Regions from separate parts of the Homo sapiens genome. Here region 2 is linked to region 1. A link is a contact called in ENCODE Hi-C or POLR2A ChIA-PET data. All regions are on one chromosome and are shown on one strand. Each heading gives the region's core, a stretch centred on a gene start or an enhancer-like site at or near the end of the contact. The rest is flanking DNA. Distances are from core to core; before and after follow the strand shown. Region 1 has its middle 230 kb from the start of LINC02227. Region 2 has its middle 13 kb from the start of LINC02227.

Region 1 (4,156 bases), core at 1,278-3,777:
CAATCCTGCTCCAGCGCTAGTCCCATCACTCTGATTTTCTGGGGGACACTCTGTCAAAAATCCCTCCAGACTTCTCTGTTTCTGGGGCAGAGTCTTTTGAGTCCCTGGGCCAGACCAGGGGTGAGGTAACTTGGTAAATGGCTGAATAGTAAATAGTTTAGGTTTTGCAGACCACATACCAGTTCTGCCATATACCTTTGTTTCTGTTTTTGGCTTATTTCAATCCTTTGAAAGTGTAAAAATCATTCTTAGCTTGAGAGCTCCCTCTTACTCCTGTTCTTGGTCTCAAAACCTTGGAGTCAAATTTCCCTCTCCTACCACCTACCCATCCAATCATAAAGTTCTTTGGATTTGGGGTGTCTCTCAAAATGCCCTTTAAATCTTTTTTAGCACCCATGTCCCCTAGTTCAGGACCCCATTCTCTCATGCATGCTCTGGTCACCAAAATGGTCTCCCTGCTCCCCAGAGAAGCCCATGTGTCACCACTGGATTTATTTTCCCAAACAATGCTTTGCACAGATAATTCTCATGATAAAATATCCTCAAATCTAAGCCCCTTAGTCTGCATTAAGGACCAGTCCCCCAGAACACACACACAGACACCCATACAGTTATATAGTCCTTAATGATCATACACAGAATCCTACTAACATTTAATATGCTAACATCACACTAACAGCAATAAGCATACTAACATTGAGTGAGCATTAATATGAGCTAGCCACTCTGATAGACACATGATCATCTCAGTTAAGCCTTACCAGACAGAACCCTATGAGACAGGTATGATTGCGACCCCATTTTACAGATGAGTTGCTGAGGCCCAGAGAGGTCTAGAGAGATGAAGTGACATGAGCTAGTTTATGCAGTGAATTGATAAAACGAGGAACTGAATGGTGGCCATCAGACTCCAGAGGCCGTTCCCTAAATCTCCACCCTCTATGGCCTTTAACCATGTCTCCCCCTCTGCCCTCTGAGAACCTCAACCACAGTCCCTCCGAGAAACATCCTCAAAGGGACCACATCTCAACTCTTGTCCTGGAAAAGATGTTGATGCCTGAACTTGGAGCACCATAAATGGAGCAGGCATGCCCCTCTGTCCAAACAGCAGACCCCATCAGATGTCCCCAGCACCAGGCTGCCAGCCAACAAGAGGGCAGCTCCGCACAGCTGCATTGCAAAGCAGCAGACCAGGGCGAGCTACTAACATGTGGATGCCGCCACTCCACAACTTGCTTAAAAGCCACACTGTGTTTCCTGGACAATGGCCGCAGGCCAAAACACACACATTCCAGTTTTTACGACTATAAGGTAAGCATTCTTTTAATGGCTCTTTCCCTGTTCCTTCACTCTCATTTGTGTTGTTTTCCTGGTTCCCTCTCCTGGATTTTTTCCTTTCTTAGCTCAGCTCTGCTCTCTGCCTCCCTTGTTTCCAGAGCCTCCTGCCTCAAAGCTTCCTTGTCTCTATCTCCTGCCTGGCTTTTCTGCAGCTTCCTTACTGTAGTAGTCTTCTCCTCCTTTCTGGGTTTTGGTCAGCTTTTCCCTAATTACTAGACTTCCCTTCCTCCTGTCTTCCTGTTTGCTTAAGGAAGCCTCCCTCCCCTCCCTTCACTTGTGTCTTCTTCCCACTTCTGCCAGCCTGCCGGCCTCTCTGCTTCCCAGTGGCCTCTCCCCATTGCCCTTTTCTTCCTTTCTGGACACCTGGTCATCCTTGCCCCACTCTCCCTTCCCCACACCCTTCATCTTTCACCTCTGTTCTTTGTCCCTTGTCTCCTCTCTCTGCTCCTCCCTCCCCTCCCTCATGGGTCCCCTCCTGGTTTCCATCCCCCCATCACCCCTCCCCTTATCTTTGTTTTCCTTCTTTCTGGCTGCTGATAGAGTGGGAGTAGTTGCAGGCTGTGTCCCTGATTTCACATGCAGACCAGGAGCCAGCCTGTCAGTCTAACAATAAAATTGCACGGAAACGGAGGTCTCAGTGCCTACATGCAGTTTGCCCCTAAATGGAGCTGAGCTAGAAGGTTTCAGAGCAAAGCCACCAAGAGTCCCAGGCATCTGGTTCTACAGGCAGGATAGAGAAAGGACTTACTGTTTCTTTTTCCCACTGATCTGGTGTAAGTCAAGGCCAAAGACCAGGGCTGAGACGTGTCATTTGTAGGTTGCAGCCTTGGGGTGGGACCTCCATGACCATCCCTGCCTCCTGACAATAATACACAAAACACACACGTGCGCACACACACACACATGCTCATTTTCTTATTCACTTTCCTTCAGAGCAAAGGCCCTGTAACTTTTCAGATGAAGTATACAAAACTCCCACACTGCAAAATAAAAGCTATAAAGAGAACAAGAGCCACTACCACAGAAGGAGATGTTGCTGCTGGGGAAAGGGCTGCCTCCATCCCCTCTACTCCCGCCCATCAATTCTTTTCAACTTTAGTTGTTCCCTGTTTCCTTGACTGAGCCCCCATTCAAGCTGAGCTGGTGCCTTTCCTTAGAGGACAGCGCCATCTAGCAGGTGAAATGCCAGACCCTTAGCTGAGAGGCGAGAAGAAAAACTTTCCCAGCTGCAGGCTCCCTGGTTCCCAGCTTCTCTTTTTAAGTCTCAGCCAGTCAAACCCCAACAGGTCTGAAAAAATGTGATTTAACCCTTTAGCCTTGTTGAAGATTTAAGTGTCTTCCAATCACCCCTATTTCTCCAGTGCCTGATTTTGTTTCCATCTGTGGCCTTAGTTCCTAGAAAAAGCTAGAACGTTCTAGGTGAGCCAACAGTCTGCGTCTGATGCTTGGGACTTAAGGTGACTTTTTTTTTTTTTTTTTTTTTTTTTTGAGACGGAGTCTCGCTTTGTCGCCCAGGCTGGAGTGCAGTGGCACCATCTCGGCTCACCACAAGCTCCGCCTCCCAGGTTCACGCCATTCTCCTGCCTCAGCCTCCCAAGTAGCTGGGACTACAGGCACCCGCCACACACATGGCTAAGTTTTTTGTATTTTTTTAGTACAGATGGGGTTTCACCGTGTTAGCCAGGATGGTCTCGATCTCCTGACCTTGTGATCCGCCCGCCTCAGCCTCCCAAAGTGCTGGGATTACAGGCGTGAGCCACCGCGCCCAGCCTTCAGGTGATTTTTTCCAAAGCAAAACAAAATAGAATTTCCCAAAGCAGTCTAGAGGATGGCTTAGGCTCCATCTGGAGTTAAGTGGCAATCTTTCTTTCTCTTTCCTTTTTCTATCACGGTTTCGTCTTTCCTTCTGTAAAGACCCTATCTCCAAATATGCCCGCATTCTGAGATAGTGGGGGTTTATGACTTCAACATCAACTTCTGGAAGAACACAATTCAGCCCATAACAGATGGCAGATGGTTTTCTTTTCTCTTGCAAACTCTGATCAGTTGGTGGTGGCTGCTCAGACCCCTTGCCAAAGAGAGTGAGAAGGATTCTAAGATCAAATCCATATGGGGCAGAAAAGAGTGCTGTGAATGACTGTCAATGTCTGCTACAGGCATGGGAGTATGGAGGGGCAGCGGGATGGTCCCATGCTTGCCCTTGCTGGAGTAGGGCATGTGCACAACATAGACCCTGCCTCTCAGGAGCAGGGAACATCTATCAGCACTATATATCTCAACATACCAAAAACATCCCAAGGCCACACTTCTGAAAGAAGGCCCAGGGCCATTGTGTAGTCCTCTCAAGCCCTTCATTTTACAGATGAGGAAAACTGAGGTCCAGAGAGCTTGTGTCTTGCCTATGATCCCTCAGCTCCTTTGTGGCAATACCAAGACTAGACCCTAACTTCATATCTCCTGACCTATTTGCTTTTTCCCAAGATCTCCAGTTGCTCCTGGTAACATCAAATGAAGACAGAAATTCTTGTATTGCCCATGCGAGATTCCCCAAGTCCCTCATCCTACAGACCCAAGAAGGAAGCATGTGAAGAGAGCGAAGCTAAACGTTGAAGGTCCTGGTTGGAGTTGGTGGTCAACTCCACTGTTGCTTGGATCACTAGGCATTAAAGGGTTCTGAGGCTGCATTTAGGCCTTTCCAGAGAGAACACTGTCATCCATTAGCAATGGCTGCCATTGCTATGGGCACAGGATTGGACAGTAGAAAGATGAATATTATATATTTGTCGGGTTAGGTCATCTCCGAAGTCCCTTCCAGTTC
Region 2 (4,144 bases), core at 230-2,729, 250 kb before region 1:
TTGGATTACCTGCATCAAAAACACCTAGGTGAACACATTACAAATGCATATCTCTGGACCTTACCTCAGTCATCCTGAATCAGAATATCTGAGATGAGACTCGGGCATTTTAGCAAGCTGCCATGATTCTTCTACTCACTGAAGTTTGAGAATGGTGGTTGCATTGTTTCCATTTTGACCATGAGTAATTCTCAGATGATCCCTTTATATGTCCTGTTGCAGTCACATGGGCAAGTTGTATCCTGCATAAAAGCACCTTGTCAACAGGGAGGGAGGATAAAATCAAGATGTTCACTCTGGTGCAAGATTGTGCCCACCAGAGGAAGAAGGTGCTTTTTCTAATTTGCACAAATGTCCCTTGGTTGCTCACTGGTTACCCACAAGGCTGCATCTGCCTGGAAGGGTCATCTTTTTCTAATTTACACAAGGACTCCGTGTGGGCTGGCAGTGCCCTACTTGTAGGTCTAATTTGTAAAGCCCATGAGACAGTCATCGCGTGTTAAGCTTTTTGTCCTGCTTCCCATTGTACCACACACACCAGTAAAACTCAATATTTGTAGAATCAAATTGAAAATGCTAATAACATATTAATACTAGAGAAAGAAAGACAGTTTTATCACTCACTCAAATAACAATAGCCTCCTTCATTTCTCTCCTCCCCTGAATTGAGCAAAATCAGGAGAATTTTCCACTGCAGACCACAGATTGAACATACAGTCTGTGTGGGGGGCAAAATGAAACTCTTCTTTTCCTTCCTAGTGGAAATAAAACTTTTTGGCAGTAATTCTTGGATTGTTTTCTTTGGAAATTGCATTCATGTGATTTTCAAGATGTTTCCCGGGCTTTGTTGAAATTTGATCCATTTAACAAGAAACACATAACTCAATTCATGTTAAAATTCTCAGGGTTACTTAAGAATAATTATGAGTTGTCCATGTGTGCTAGAAAAACAGTCCAGACTTCCTCAAGAATGGGAAGATTATTTGTCTCTCTGGGGTAATGTTTCTCCTGGTTAAGTATGCCCAGTGAAAGAGTTTGCTCAAAAAGTAACCCCAAGTTTTTCCCTGCGAAGTAGTAGACAGGCTTCATGAGTTTCACTCCCAAAGCCATTTTCAGAGGTGATTTATCATGTGAACCAAGGGTCTCTATGAACTTCTATGGAAATGACAACATAACGTCTCACACACCTAAAGAGAGTGAGACTTGGGCTGAATTCTGAGATGTAATGGTTGGATTTCATCTAAATCATAGTTTTCTGAGCTTACTTTCTTGGCTAGCCTTTCCTTCACTTGTACCCTTCTTTTTTACTAAACCCTCTAAGCTACAGCTAAATCAGATGAAACCCCGTAAATCTCCCTTGCACTCATACCACTTCTCTAACACAGAAATGGAATCCCCTGAGCGTTCACGGACTCACAAGCAGCAAAGATGAAATACATGGAGAAGTGGGGTTGGACCCACTCCAGCCTGCGAGTTGAAGCTCCGCTGTGGCCTTGCAAGTCAGGAAATGCTTCTTGTTCCACCAATATTGAAAAAAAAAAAAAAAAAGGCCGATCCCTATTCATCTCTTTCTTAGCTGAGCCTCTTCTTGTTGGTTACAGGTAACACACACCCATTAGTTAGGGGTATTCATTGCAAAGATACAGGAGTGTGTCATAGAACCCAAAGTCCACAGAAAGAATGAGAACTGGAAATCAGAGGTCATCAGTACACAGGCAGTGTTTTCTCACCACTCTTCATCTTTGCTTCTCTCACTTCATGCACTAGCTTCTTAACCCAGTTCTACATGGGGAACACAGTATTCTCTTGTTTAAATTTTCTGTTTCAAAGGTCAGCCCAGATTTGCTTTTCTTCGTCGCGATTCCAAATTCCCAAGGAAGGGAGGTTGATTGACTCACTGTAGATCTGTAACCTCTTCTGGTATAGTCATCTGTGGCTAAGGATAGAGTCAAGCTGGACCAGCATGAGTTCTGGGAGCTTGTCTCCATTCCTTCCTGGATGGTGGGAAGGAACATCCCTGAGAAAGCAAACTGGGCAGAAATTGAAAAGGAAACCTGTAAAATCCTAATGTCTATGATCCTAGAAACAAAATAGCACTTTAGGTTCATTTATCCCAACCACCCATTCATGGTAGGGATAAGTTCTGCCACATACTTGACTAATAATTGATAATCCTTCAGCCCTGCTTGATTCCCCCTCATGAGGATGGAGAGTTTACACCTTATGATCCATTTAACAAGAAACACACAACTCAATTCATGTTAAAATTCTCAGGGTTACTTAAGAATAATTATGAGTTGTCCATGTGTGCTAGAAAAACAGTCCAGACTTCCTCAAGAATGGGATGATTATTTGTCTCTCTGGGGTAATGTTTCTCCTGGTTGAGTATGCCCAGTGAAAGAGTTTGCTCAAAAAGTGACCCTGAGTTTTTCCCTGCAAAGTAGTAGACAGGCTTCATGAGTTTCATCCCCAAAGCCATTTCAGAGGTGATTTATCATGTGAACCAAGGGTCTCTACGAACTATGAACTATGAGGTCTCAGTATTATTAACATTTCTTTCTTAGGTTACAAAAAAAATTCTTGCAGAAATGCCCATCCAAAGATAGTTCTAACTATTAAAGCAGCTTGTATCTCTAACTTTGAAGTGATATATATATATAATATGTATATTATAAATTACATATATTCATATATAATATATTATCTATAAATTCAGGAGCTTAAAAAGAGATTAGCAAGAGGAAAGATGGTATGAGAAAAAGAGCATAGGTTCTGGTGATAGATTGCCAATTTTCAAATCACTATTCACTAGCTCTGCAACCTTCAACAAACACTTGATCCTCTATTTCTTCAATTGTAAAATGATCACAGTGTCATGAAGATAAAATACTGTAAAGTGCAAAGAACATTCAGCTAAGTGCCTGACACCGAGTTGAAGCTCAGTATGTGTTAGCTGCCATCATTTTCCTTTAGCATTACTTACTTGTAGAAATACAACCAAATCACATATTTTCTAGGCCTTCTGTCATTCTGCCACTGATATTTCTCAGTTTGACCAGATAACTTTCCTCAAAGGACCTTGTCCATGCCAATGTCTAAGGCAATGACAGCGCCAAAATATTTTTCAGACACAGCCTGGGACTTGTTTCTGGTAAGCAGGCTGGAGAAACATTCGCGCTTCACAGACCACCTGTCAAAGGGGCGGGTACCATTCTATTTGTTATTCAAGCATAAAGCTGAAGCCTTCTCGCTCAAGCTGTAATGATGGGAACTAAGTGCAGAGACTACTGCATGTATAGTTTACAGAATTGAAATACAGAAGTTGACATTTTTATGATTTTTCATAATCTTTGTGAGTAAGTGGTGTAGCCAGAGTCAAGGAGCTCTGCATCCGTTCTCACCTCTTGGGATTGGTGTAAAGGTGTAGAGAGAGAAAAGAAATGGAAACAATTGGAGCTACCTGAGGGATGCATTTGCTCTTTCCTCTCCCTAAGAAGCCAAGGAGGGTTGCATAATATCAGGCTGCCCTAATGCATGGGGACAGCATTACTCCCTAGGCTGCAGGTGCCCTCAAAGCAAGAGGTACCAAGAATGTGGTCAGCTAACATCTGTTTAAAAGAATTACTATTGCATTTTGGCCTTGCTGTGAATAGTGTGCCTGTGGATCTTCCTGGCAGCAAAATGGAATAGAATTGAGTGGGTATCTTGAAGCAGGCTTCTTCCATGTTCTGGGGTCACTGAGGGCTTTGGGAATCATGCCTGGGCCACATGCACCACATTGGTTTCCATAATGCTTGCTGGGCAGCCAGAACTTGTCAGATGTATCCCAAGATCTTACTGCTGTGCAGAGATATAATATTAAAAAAGAAAAAGGGGCTGGAGGAATGTCACATGTCCAAGCTAACCATTTACTAAACACAAGATCTATGTGAGGCATGATCTTTAAATCAGCAAACATTTACTATGCACTTGCTATGCACTCTATATATGGCAGTGCCATTACAAGGGAGGACAGAATGTATCCAAGAGCACTAGGAGTGTAGAATATAGCCAGATTCTACCTGGGGTCAGGGAGAACTGAGAAAGTTTCTCAGAAGTGTGATATTGATGAATGCCTTAAACAATGGTGTCAGTTTCCAAGAAT

What was found. A loop is a pair of places that touch in the nucleus more often than their neighbours do. ChIA-PET counts read pairs that join two places held with the same protein, here RNA polymerase II (POLR2A). Pooled maps may share reads with other maps.
Region 2: a loop to region 1 is called in a map of heart right ventricle, with 4 times the contacts of the local background. The contact joins two enhancer-like sites. A Hi-C loop is called at or near these places in 8 of 168 maps with a recorded cell type or tissue (Panc1, Right ventricle myocardium inferior, cardiac septum and 2 more) and 9 of 50 pooled maps. POLR2A ChIA-PET finds 5 or more read pairs at or near these places in 1 of 52 experiments (activated T-cell).

The regions. Positions count from the first base shown.
Region 1 is chr5:158,173,467-158,177,622 of GRCh38, reverse strand. No RefSeq gene overlaps it. Among named protein-coding and RNA genes, the nearest start is that of LINC02227, 230 kb to the left of the region's middle. Within about 2 kb of position 2,527, at least 6 of the 41 ENCODE cell types and tissues checked have a DNase peak (open chromatin) inside an H3K27ac peak, as active enhancers do.
Region 2 is chr5:158,420,611-158,424,754 of GRCh38, reverse strand. No RefSeq gene overlaps it. Among named protein-coding and RNA genes, the nearest start is that of LINC02227, 13 kb to the right of the region's middle. Within about 2 kb of position 1,479, at least 2 of the 41 ENCODE cell types and tissues checked have a DNase peak (open chromatin) inside an H3K27ac peak, as active enhancers do.